Linked DNA regions of Homo sapiens: region 1 is linked to region 2. The links are chromatin contacts, found by Hi-C or POLR2A ChIA-PET in ENCODE. All regions are on one chromosome and are shown on one strand. Each heading gives the region's core, a stretch centred on a gene start or an enhancer-like site at or near the end of the contact. The rest is flanking DNA. Distances are from core to core; before and after follow the strand shown. Region 1 holds the start of POLG-DT (POLG divergent transcript). Region 2 overlaps AKAP13 (A-kinase anchoring protein 13).

Region 1 (5,582 bases), core at 1,535-4,034, 3.6 Mb after region 2:
GTTACTCAGCTAAGGGGCAGGGGCATGCCCAGGTTCAAAGTGGACCGCTATTAGGGCACCATGTGGCACCCACCCCCACCCACCAGTCAGACTCCCAGGAGGAAGGTCCCAGCATGAGCCCAGGCCTTAACAGTGACTTCTGCCATCAGGTCAACTAAGCAATGCCCCGAGTACCACTGGCAAGAATGGAATGAGAATGAGGGCAGAGCAGGGAAGGACAGGGAGGGAAAGGAGAGGTAAAAAGAGAGAAAGAAGGAGAAAGAGAAAAGAAAAGGGGACTTGAGGTAATTTGGCCTAAAATGACCGACAGATCAAAAAACAAATCTTTCTTGTCACTGGTTTCCTAATTTTCTTTCAGCCACCAAAGCCTACTTTATCTTTTCAAATGATGGCCGATATTCCCCTTTACTTTGACCATCAAGTTACATATTCTAAGTAGTGTGATTCTCATTGTAACTGGAACTCAATCAATGCAGAATCATCTAGTTTTGCTCTTTTCAGCCATTAATGCCTACCTTATCTATTTAGCCATGTTTTCACCATTTTCAACTGCATATTTAACATTTCGCAGCTTTCTTTACAAAGATGTAGCTTCCAATAGGAATAAAGAAACTGCCAACTTTTTTGCTGGCCATGCCTGAAAGCATTAAGGTTGTAAATAGTATTTTAATCCTGGAATGAAGAATAAAAAAAGGGGAGAAACAGTACTGCCATCATTGTTTGAAAAAGAAACTTGGGTAGCACTTAGAAAGTTATTTAAAAAGAAAAGAGAGATTGGATATACTTGTTTGGGACCAAAATGCCTGCTTGGAAGGCTGGGGGAAGGAAGCAATGTTTCTCAACTAGGGGTGGTCAACCAGATGCCACCTCAAGGGGGCGTCTGGAAACGTTGCCGGCGGGGGCAGGGGGGCGGGGGGGTGTTGGTCTGGCGTTTATGGGAAAGGCTGGGGATGCTAAATGTCCTATACTGCCTGGGACAGTCCCACAAAAGGGAGCTTTCTACCGCCCAAAATAATTAATAGCTCCCCAAATAGAAACACTGTTCAAATGACTTTTCAGACTAACTTCTCATGACGCTATTAGGAGAGGGGGTAAAGGCACCAAATCACCGTGATCTTAAGTGGCCTCCCGAAGGTCTCATGTACAGCGCTCTACTGTGATTCTCTGCGTGGCCTTTACTGCCTGACATTTACTTGGGTATTTGCTTACTGCCTGTGATCTTCCCACCAGAAAGTGAGTCCCACATAAACAGGGGTCTAGTCCTAATTCAACACATCAGCGCTCCCTACGTGAGCACCCAGCCCGTAACAGGACCTCAGAAAATGTTCACTGAAACAAACTATTAAGCTGGGCCCCCATGCCTGCTTATGTCCCCAACCCTGCCCCTACTTACCAGGCCGAGGGGGATATGGCCACCGCCAATGTGGGGCAAGTTCCCTCTGCCAAGCAGACCTCCACGTCGAACACCAGGGCCCGCTCCTCGGGGATGGCCACGGGTACGGCCTCCCCCTCGGGGCCGTACCGGGTCCAGCCCTCCGCCCAGGCCCAAGCCGGGGGCTTCGGGGGCAGCTGGGCCTGCAACAGCAAGTTGGCCGCCTCCAGGTAGGGCAGGCTCTGCTTCTGGGCCAGGAGGCGGAAGTGCTGGTCCAGGTTGTCCCCGTAGAGGGGCGGCAGGCGCAGCTCCACGTCGGGCAAGGGCACGGCTGGCTGCCCCCAGAGCCCGTGCTTCTGCAGGTGCTCGACGCTGCGGCGCACCGCGGCCTCGCCAGGCATCTCCCCTCCTTGCCCGAAGATTTGCTCGTGCAGCCCTCTCGAGAGCATCTGGATGTCCAATGGGTTGTGCCGCAGCTGCCCGCCCTCCGAGGATAGCACTTGCGGCTGCTGAGGCTGCTGTTGCTGCTGCTGCTGCTGCTGCTGCTGCTGCTGCCGCCGCCGCTGCCCGTCGCTGGGGTCGGACGCGGGGACGGAGCTGGAGACCCAGCGCCCCGGAGCTGGAACCGGCCCTGGCCCGACGGTGGCGCCGGCCACCTTCCTCCAGAGCAGGCGGCTCATGGTTGGTGCAGGGACCCCCACGCTGGGAGTCAGAACACCTGGCTTTGGGCTCCAGCTTGGCTTCTTTTACTGGCTGGAAGACGTGGAGAGAGACACGTCCTGTCTCTGCTCTCCTGTCAGTGAAATGGGTTTGACCATGCCTGCCTTCCACCCCAAATCCTAAAGGAGACAGATGATATAAAGCGTTATTTTACCATATATGTAATAGGTGTATCCATAATCATCATTCCTTGAGCATTTACTGCGTCCCCAACACTGTGCCAGGCGCTTCAGTTGCATTTTCCGTTAAGCCTCAAAACTTGGGAAACGTCAATACCCCTCCTGGGGGAACCGGGGTCCACGCAACTTCGTCAGTGAACCCACGTGGGGAAGCCGAGGGCAGCGAGTAAGAGAGCAGTATCTGGAGTAGGGCGACGCGGTTTTGAACCCCGCTTCTGGCTCTCTCGAGCTGTGTGACCTTGGGCAAAGCTCCTTAGGCCCTGATATCCTATTCTGTAAAATGGGATTACGGATTCTGCCTGTCACACCGGGCTGCTGTCTGGGGGACACAGGGCGCCTATGTCGTGCGGCCCTGCTCTTGGCAAGCGCTCGGCAAATGGTGGCTGCCATTACCGCGACCGGCGCGGGCCTAGCGTCGAGAGGTGCCAGCGCCCGGATTCGAACCCGCAGGGTGGGCCGCCGTCCCCCGGGACCCACACCCACACCCGGACCACGGCCCACCCGGCCGAGAGCGTCCTGCAGGAGGAGTCGGCGGCCACCCCCGTGCGCCCCGCCGCCCGCCTGCGCCCGGCAGAGGCGCCGCGGTGCGCCCTGGGACTAGCCGCCGCCCTGCTCCGGGCCTCGCTCCCTGACTGGAGAGGGAGGGGCCGCGCCGTCGCTCAGCGACCCGGCCTCCCCGCCGCCGACCCCGCCGGAAACCTCGGTCCTCACGGTGCTTCCCGGTCTGCTGCTCCCCCGACCCCAGGCCCACGGCACGGCGTCCCCCTTCGCGCGGCCTACGCAGCCTCGGGGTAGCGTGTGGCCTCCACCCGGCCGGTCCGCTTCGCTGGCAGCCGCAACTTCCCGTCTGCACCCAGCTAGGTCCCGCGGCTACCCGAGAGGCAAGCGGGAGACTCCCAGCGCGACCAATAGGAGGGCCGCCAATGGAGCGGTCCGCCCGCGGGGGGAGAAGGGGGACTTCTGGGTGGGCTCTCCCTGCGGAACGCGCGAACCAAAGGCCAACCTCCCCTTCTCAAGGAGCAGGTGGATTGGTCCCGAGCTAGCTGGTGGGCGGAGGTGACGTTTTTATAAGTTGCTCAAGAGACGGTAACAACCGACGGGCCGCGTGGCCTAATGGATAAGGCGTCTGACTTCGGATCAGAAGATTGCAGGTTCGAGTCCTGCCGCGGTCGAAGGGAGGTTATGATTAACTTTTAGTTTATTCCTCCCTCAGGAACGAAGTATTGGGACAATGTGAACGTAGTCGCCGCCGATTCCCACCGCACTTCAAAGATGTGGGAACGCCAAGATCCGCGGAAGTAACCACGCCCAGCAAGTCCCTGCGAGATTGCCCGCCTACGTGTCTCAGCGGAGGCACATTTCTAAAATGTACCAGGTCTCTCGCACCCCGACGCAGGTGGAGGAAAGTGGAGAGGGAGGGGCATCCTGTACAGAAATCTCAATTTATACTCAATTGATGGTTGGCAAGAGTTGGGGCTCGCAGCCAAAGCGAGGCTCCCTCCCTCGCCCATCCGGTGCTGCCTCCTCGTCCAGAGCAATTCTGAGGGGTAAAAATGTTGCCTTCCGTTGAACCTGAATTTGCCCGCAGATGCTAGCCTCCGGCCCACAGCGCGGCTGGAGCTTGTCCCCTTCCCCAGCTGTTTCCAGTCTCCGCATCCGTCTTGTGTTGCTCCAGGTGCTTCAACAGCTCTCAGCGCTCGGTGGTTGGTGAACTGTGGTAAAGTGCACGCAGAATAAGGTCTACGTGATTAAGCACCGCCTGGGGGTTGGGGTCTGGAGGCCCAGCTGCACAGATGAAAGGGAGGCTCAGAGACGTTTGGGACCAACCGAGATCACACAGCTGATTAGGAATAAAATTCAGGTCAAGCTGAAAGTCGGCCGCCACCGTCCAGCGTGGATCCCAGGACACCGTGAACGGACTACAGAAGTTGACTTTCGCGTTTTTAAGGAGTGGGGTGCAGGGAAACAATCCTCCGCCGGCCCTGCGGGCTGATGCCGACCCTCACCTGCTCCCGCCACGTGGAGAGGTAGAGAGAAGCCCCGGGCCAAGCAGCATTGAGCCCTGGTCCCTTCTATTTAAATATGAAATATTTTGCATACACTTTTCTAGATGTACTTAATATACACAATGTTTTAATGTTTGTGATTTTTTTGTTTTGCCAAAAAAATACAATCAATCAGAAATTCATCTGTTTTTTTTTTTTTTTTCACATAACTGTTGACTTTTACAAAATACTGGAAGGAGAGGCTCTCAGCTTAAATCAGGGAGTCCCTGAATGGGGAAAACATTTTCATCTTGTTTCTTCTAACCGCCTACTGATACTTGGCATTTCCTCCAATTATGAGCATAGGCTGTCAGCCACAGTGGTATTAACAGTGCCTGTGACTTTGTCCCCTCCAGCAACCACAGATATTTTCATAACGCATTACAAGTGCTGCACATTTTTCAAAATTTGTTTGCACTTATCTGTACTTCAAAATAACAGGGGTTACTAGACTGCCACTAGATCCTGTTAGTTAATAAGTTTACCTATTTGTCCTAATATTTGAATACCTTTGGTGTCCTTTGTAATCCTTCATGTTTTATGTGCTTAAAAACACTATTCTTCCATATAACCAAAAACTGCCTGTACCCCTATTGAAATAAAAATTAATAAAACATATTTCACAGAAAAAAATTAAAAACAGAAACACTACTCTAGGCCAGGTTCAGTGGCTCACGCCTGTAATCCCAGCACTTTGGGAGGCTGAGGTGGATGGATTGCCTGAGCTCAGGAGTTGAAGACCAGTCTGGCCAACATGGCGAAACCCCATCTCTACCAAAAAAATACAAAACTTAGCCCGGCATGGTGGTGCACGCCTGTAATCCCAGCTACTTGGGAGGTTGAGGGAGGAGAACCTCTTGAACCCGGGGGGCAGAGTCTGCAGTGAGCCGAGATTGCACCATGGCACTCCAGTCTGGGCAGCAGAGTGAGACTCCATCTCCCCACTCCCCACCAAAACAACAACAACAACAAAAAAAAGAAAAAAAAGAAAGAAAGAAACACACTATTCTAAGAAGGTGTCTATGACACAAAAAAGCTAAGAACCCCTGGCCCAACTGTCCACAGGGGCTGCTGTTGCTGGGCCTGATTGGCCTCTCCTGAGATTCAGTCTCAGGAGATGTCCATCAAGATGCCTGCTCCTCCCATAGACTACTTGAGACTAGCCTAGTGCCCTGGTCCTGGAATTAGAATCTTCAACAAGGACAAAAACGGTTGATACTGATTCCTGCTGAGGGAGGGTACCTGGAGGCCTGCACCCTTCCTGCC
Region 2 (5,519 bases), core at 2,650-5,149:
CTTTTTTAAGCAGAATACTTTCATTTTATTTCATTTTTGTTTACCAGTGTTGTTACGAAAACTGCTGCTGGGGCTACTTCAGCTGAGATGATTTGGCTCTTTTTTGTGGCTTTCTTCTTGTTCTGTACATCAGCACTGTGGTTATTACACCAGCTACCAAGAACATCTCACATGCCTTTTGCATATAAGCACTCTTAGTCCAGATAGGGCGATGTCTCAAATCCCCCAAAGATTTTATTTATTGGCCAGGTGCCGTGGCTCACGCCTGTGATCCCAGCACTTTGGAAGGCTGAGGCGGGTGGATCACCTGAGGTTAGGAGTTTGAGACCAGCCTGGCCAACATGGCGAAATACCATCTCCACTAAAAATACAAAAAATTAGTCAGGCGTAGTGGCATGGACCGGTAATCCCAGCTACTCAGGAGGCTGAGACAGCAGAATCACCTGAACCCAGGAGGCAGAGGTTGCAGTGAGCCAAGATCGTACCACTGCACTCCAGCTTGGGTGACAGAGCAAGACTCCATCTCAAAAAAAAAAAATATATATATATATATATACACACACATATATTTAATAATTTTTTTTTGAGAGACAGGGTCTCTGTTAAAGATTTTAAACAAGAAGTTTAAAGTTGCAGAAAGAATTTTGTAGCATGCATTTCTAAATTTGCTCATATTTAACTGTTTTTTGTTTTATTTTCATTTTCTTGGTTAGAGTTGAAATGATAGGAGAAAGTTGTGCATTTCTATCCTTAAAGGTAATTCCTCAACTTGTGTCCTGGAGAAGAATCAGGTCATTTTTCCCAGTTAGATTTTGCTGCTCACATCTGTAGGCAGAACAGTCAGAAGTCTTCAGCCTATTCCCAAGTGATGATCAATGAACTGAAGTACTGGAAGACCTTTTTTGTCAGAGCCTTGGCTGCATATGACTCAGCTCCCAAAGGTGGCTCGTTTCTGTGTAGGCAGTCCTTTGATATTCTGTCATTTCATTTCAGTTTGGCATGGCCACTCCTCTTATCATTGTATAAAGTTGATTTTCTTAAGTTAGCCTCGCTAATGGTTTGTTTTATTTTTCTTCCGAAAGATAAAAAACACATAGTATATAACCATTCGCCAAAGATCTGTGGTGGTTGGTGGCATGGGTTAAAAAAAAGATACAGCAATAGATAGATGATAGTTTCCAGTCATGTGGGTTTAACTTCATTTTCTTTGGTTTGATGCCTCCTTGTAGCAAAGAAAGAAGTTGAAGGCTGGACTGTTTGTTTTAGGTACAGAGGAATCCGATTAGGGATCAGCTCTGTTCCCATAAACCACTGTGCTGAGACCTTTTTGAAGAATTTTAAAAAATGAAAGCATATTGCCTACTGCTATTAGGAAATCTATCAAATAAATAAATAAAAGGCCAGATAATTATTTTCTGATCTTCATAACAACATGGTATGGTTTGTGGCAGAGAGCTTAAAAATGTATTAGATTTGTCTTCAATTCTTGTGTTCTTGGTAATTTTCTGTTTTCCCAAACAGAGAGTAAGATTTTAGTCTCATGACTTTGGCTGATGTCAGTGGGGCTGAAGTTTCTAAATCACCCACGCACAGCTCTAAAACTGTCACTGTGAATTGAGTCCAGGACAACTTGGAAACAAGTTGAGTGTTTTTCAAGTAGGTACTTCAGCATGTTAAGGAGATGTCCATGCAAACTATCACTAAGAGAAAACTCATGACCATAATATAGAGCGTGTTAAACTTCCAGCTGGGTTGTGGGTTTGGGGACATGTTTCAATTAATTAAAAGTGAATTTATGTGAAAAGTTCTTTACTAGAAGCACATTTTAAATGATTTTTTTCTGCTTCTATGTTCATCTCAGACACTCAAACACTGGCCTGAGAGTTTGAATATTGCTGAAACCTTTTTACGTGATAGTGCCACTCCCTTAAAAATCATCATTGCTTAAATCTCTGTAGGGTGTTGGAACTGGTTGGGAAGAAAGGAACAGAAAGAACAGAACTTGGAAACAAATTCTGCCCATAGTGTTCTTGGTCACTTTTGCAGATCAGAATTAGTAGCTGGTTCTCCAGCAAATCTGCCACCTCCTGTGTTGCCCTTAGGTGCCTAAAATATTATAGATTTTCAATAAAACAAAAGAAAAAAAATATACTTTTTTAACTGGATTATAAGACAATAAAATCTTATCTTTAAGTTATCACAAGATGCGATAAATGGATTATGCAAAAGGATATGGAAATGTTTATAAGCAAATCCAAGGAACTTTGAACGACATTAGAGTGTGATGATTTTTTAAAAATTAAAAATTTTTTTTAATTTTGAAAAATGTTAATACAAAGTATTATACATAGGTAATTTATCACATATGTGTCCATGATTCAGAATGAACACATAGTAACATTCTGTCAGACGGCTTCAGATTGTTTCACTTTTTAAGAAACCATTATGGTTAAGTTCAGATTCCCCTTTGTTTCCCTGCCCCATGCATCTTCCTTCCTCCCCAAGGACAAGGACTGTCATGAATTCAGTGCATTCGTAGTCTGTGTTTTATAATTTATTTTCATACATAAACAACATATAATTTGTTTTTGTTTTTAACCTACATAAATACTACCATACAGTACCTCTTTTTGTAATTTGCTTTATTCTCTTCAGCATTATATATTGAGGATTCAGCACGCTGAAAAACATAGATCTACTAATCATTGACTTTGCCTTTTCATAGTCTTTTTATACTTTTTCTGTAGAAGGGAAAGAGAAATGGACTTAAAGATGATGTATTTGAAAGACTTTAGCTGAGTGGGGATTTGTGAAGAGAAAGGGTTTGAGTGGGGTGGGCTTTCAAGTCTGTGCATGGGAAGGATATGATGGATCAACTAATGGGAGAGGAAGAAACCAGAAAGGAGCATGCCAGCTGCAAGTCCTGGGCATCTCTGTGGCAGAGGAGGGGAGGTGCACCATACACCCTGAGTAAGAATAGTGCTCGTGAGGATGGGCAGAAACATGTTTTGGCTTACTAGAAAATAAATAAAGCCGTTTGCCTCGACCACTTTGTTATGCTTCTTGCTGTGGGTCCAGCAGCCTGAAACTCACTTACCCATCTGATAGAATCACAGCAGAGGGAACCTGGGGGAAAATGTGATTCCTCCTTTTTAATTTTATAGATGAGGAAACGGAGGCCTGTCAAGAAGGGACTAGGGTCATACTAGTACATACATACATGCAGAGCCAGGACCTACGTCAAATTTAGTTTGACAGCTGTTTGTCCTTTTGTGTTACTAAATTGATGTTTGACATACTGTAATCAAGGCTGTGTCAGCGCATTCATCTAATTTTAGTTTAAATAGGCATAGTAGGGCCGAGAGAGGAGCATTTGAATAGGATGCATGAGCTAGGCACTATGCTGGAGAGTCTTAATTTGAAGATTCAGCAGTGGGTGAATGGTCCCTGCCCCAGAGAGGGGATAGAGAAAAACCTAAGAGAGTCTCAATACACTGTGCCAGTGGTATTAAGGAGGAGACCTGTGAACCAAGTGGGTGTTAAAGGAAGTGTTACAAAAGGCATGGAATAGGCCTTTGAGGTCTGGGATTCTAGCAGTCTCCTTTCTGGTTTCCTTCCCTCCCCATCATCACTCCAGTCCCCCACAAATCCATGTGTCTGGGCTAAAAGAGATGTTGGCCCAAAAGAGATGTTGGCCCTTAACTGGTGAGTTGATGTAGACAGGACCTGTGATGCTTCCTGAATCAGTCTGTGAGGCATTGCCTAGTGAATGGTATCTGTGGTTGATTTCCTGAGTGAGCCCTTCCCATGAGAGTGTCTCCTCGAGTGTCCCCACAGGCCGATCTTTCATTTGTTTCTGCTTTACCTCTGGCTTCCTGGAACAGTTCTGTTATGTGACTTTATAGCAGCGCTGAGAGCTGATGGTAAGCCTTCTGAGACACAGAGGCTTGGGTTTTTACGTCAGTGGCCCTTGTAGGCCAAGGGAGTGAAAAGTAAAGGAATTGAGATAAAATGCTGTCCTTGCCAAATTGTGGTTTCTGCTTTATCTTTCAAGAAGTCTCCATTTTCTCTTAAGTCACAGTTCCCAGAGGTGCATGTGGGGGTTCCAGTGACCTTTCATGTGTGGTTCCTGTCTCAGAGAATGGGGTGCAAAAAGCCCAGCGTAGTTAAGCTTTTCAGATTTTATATTCTGTGCTTTATTACAGTCATACAAATTTTGTAACCCCTGTTAGGGGCTTTATTAATGTATTTATTTGTAATTTAGACTTACACATTGATGGCAGACACTTTCACTTTTAGTTTTGGTAGCCTCTCAGCTTCCTGTCTGAAAAGTTCCAGACTTACTAGTTTTTGTTGATTAGAAATCACATCTGTTGCTTCCTAAGGGCCAGGAAACTCACCCTTCCCATCAGATCACTTGAGTCGTTGTTCCTCTCATTAAGCTGTAATCTGTCTCCTGGTCTCCAAATAAAGACACAAACACCGAAAAAAAAAAAATCACATCTGCTCGTGTTTTTCCTCCTCCAAATAACATCACAGACCTGCTTCCTAGAAGAGGACTGCAGTGTGTAATTTCAGTCACATTCTCACATGTGAGTGACTTCACTTTGAAATTCAGAGGCCACTTGTGGCAGCAGTGGAAACTCAGAATCTGGGATCTGTTTGCTTTGTCCATGTGACCTTGGGTTTGCTTTCTTTTCAGATTGCAGTGCTTTTGTCCACAAAGGCTGCCGAGAAAGTCTAGCCTCCTGTGCAAAGGTCAAAATGAAGGTAAGACTTTCTGGCTAAAACAAGGCTTAAAATAAAAGGGTTTAAACCAGCAAAATCCTCGGGAGTTGGGAGAGTTGAGGTTGTGGTGGATTTTGTTTATTTTAATCATTTGGTACCAACTTTGAGAACAAATTATAACTAAAAAATATTTTTTCTCTTAAGCGATCAATCTTCTTCTTGAGTAACACTGGAGAATTAGACTTTCAGAAAAGAAAACGCTTTCAGAACTTCTTCACGTTCAATATACATTTCTTCGTGATTTTAATATTTCCGTATTGCTCTTAAAGTGGTTTTCTTCTTAACTACGTCTGCAGGCCTACCCTGCTGTTCATACACCTGTCTTCCTCCTTCAGGACTATCAGGGCAGCAGGTGGAGGTCAGGGGCATTGACCTGCTGGTGGGGGTGGGGAGGGTGTTATGGTTAGCCCCAGCCTGTCTGGTAGCACTTTTCTCCTCAGGTATGTAATATAGGTGGCTCTGATCACATGACGTAAGAATAGAAAGTGCCTGTTTTATGGTGGTATCTGCCCTGAGCATGTATGCTATGTAATCATGCTTTCCCAGTGGCCCTTAAAAAAAAGTGTGGGTTAAGGGCCATACCTTTTAGGTAGCCTGTGAGGTTTTCAATGTTCTAGTCGCCTGTAAGTGTCTCTTCATTCCTTGTCAAAGGAGTGCTTTCCAACTTCGTCGACACAGATGATTAATGAGCTGTGTGCTTCGTCAGTCACCAAACACAGTTATCTAGTGCC

The links. Hi-C counts contacts between places; a loop is a spot of excess contacts on that map. ChIA-PET counts read pairs that join two places held with the same protein, here RNA polymerase II (POLR2A). Pooled maps may share reads with other maps.
Region 1: a loop to region 2 is called in a map with no recorded cell type, with 11 times the contacts of the local background. The contact joins the promoter of POLG-DT here to the enhancer-like site in region 2. A Hi-C loop is called at or near these places in 1 of 37 single-sample maps with no recorded cell type and 5 of 50 pooled maps. POLR2A ChIA-PET finds 5 or more read pairs at or near these places in 1 of 52 experiments (activated T-cell).

What each region holds. Positions count from the first base shown.
Region 1 is chr15:89,331,703-89,337,284 of GRCh38, forward strand. It overlaps POLG-DT (POLG divergent transcript), which reads left to right and starts at 2,785. Exons shown (of 2, transcript NR_186332.1): 1 at 2,785-3,152; 2 at 3,485-4,459. POLG (DNA polymerase gamma, catalytic subunit) reads right to left here and starts at 3,122. Exons shown (of 23, transcript NM_002693.3): 1 at 2,971-3,122; 2 at 1,394-2,211. The coding sequence starts at 2,052. It overlaps POLGARF (POLG alternative reading frame), which reads right to left and starts at 2,107. Exons shown (of 2, transcript NM_001430120.1): 1 at 1,394-2,107. The coding sequence starts at 2,107. TRR-TCG1-1 (tRNA-Arg (anticodon TCG) 1-1) reads left to right here and starts at 3,371; the gene lies at 3,371-3,443. RefSeq lists enhancers at 2,390-2,891, 3,761-3,860, 3,871-3,940, 4,281-4,330 and silencers at 2,581-3,180, 5,138-5,307.
Region 2 is chr15:85,703,317-85,708,835 of GRCh38, forward strand. It overlaps AKAP13 (A-kinase anchoring protein 13), which reads left to right. Exons shown (of 37, transcript NM_007200.5): 18 at 4,703-4,770. Among named protein-coding and RNA genes, the nearest start is that of LINC02883, 53 kb to the right of the region's middle. RefSeq lists a silencer at 1,536-1,665 and enhancers at 4,032-4,341, 5,314-5,443. Within about 2 kb of position 3,900, at least 23 of the 41 ENCODE cell types and tissues checked have a DNase peak (open chromatin) inside an H3K27ac peak, as active enhancers do.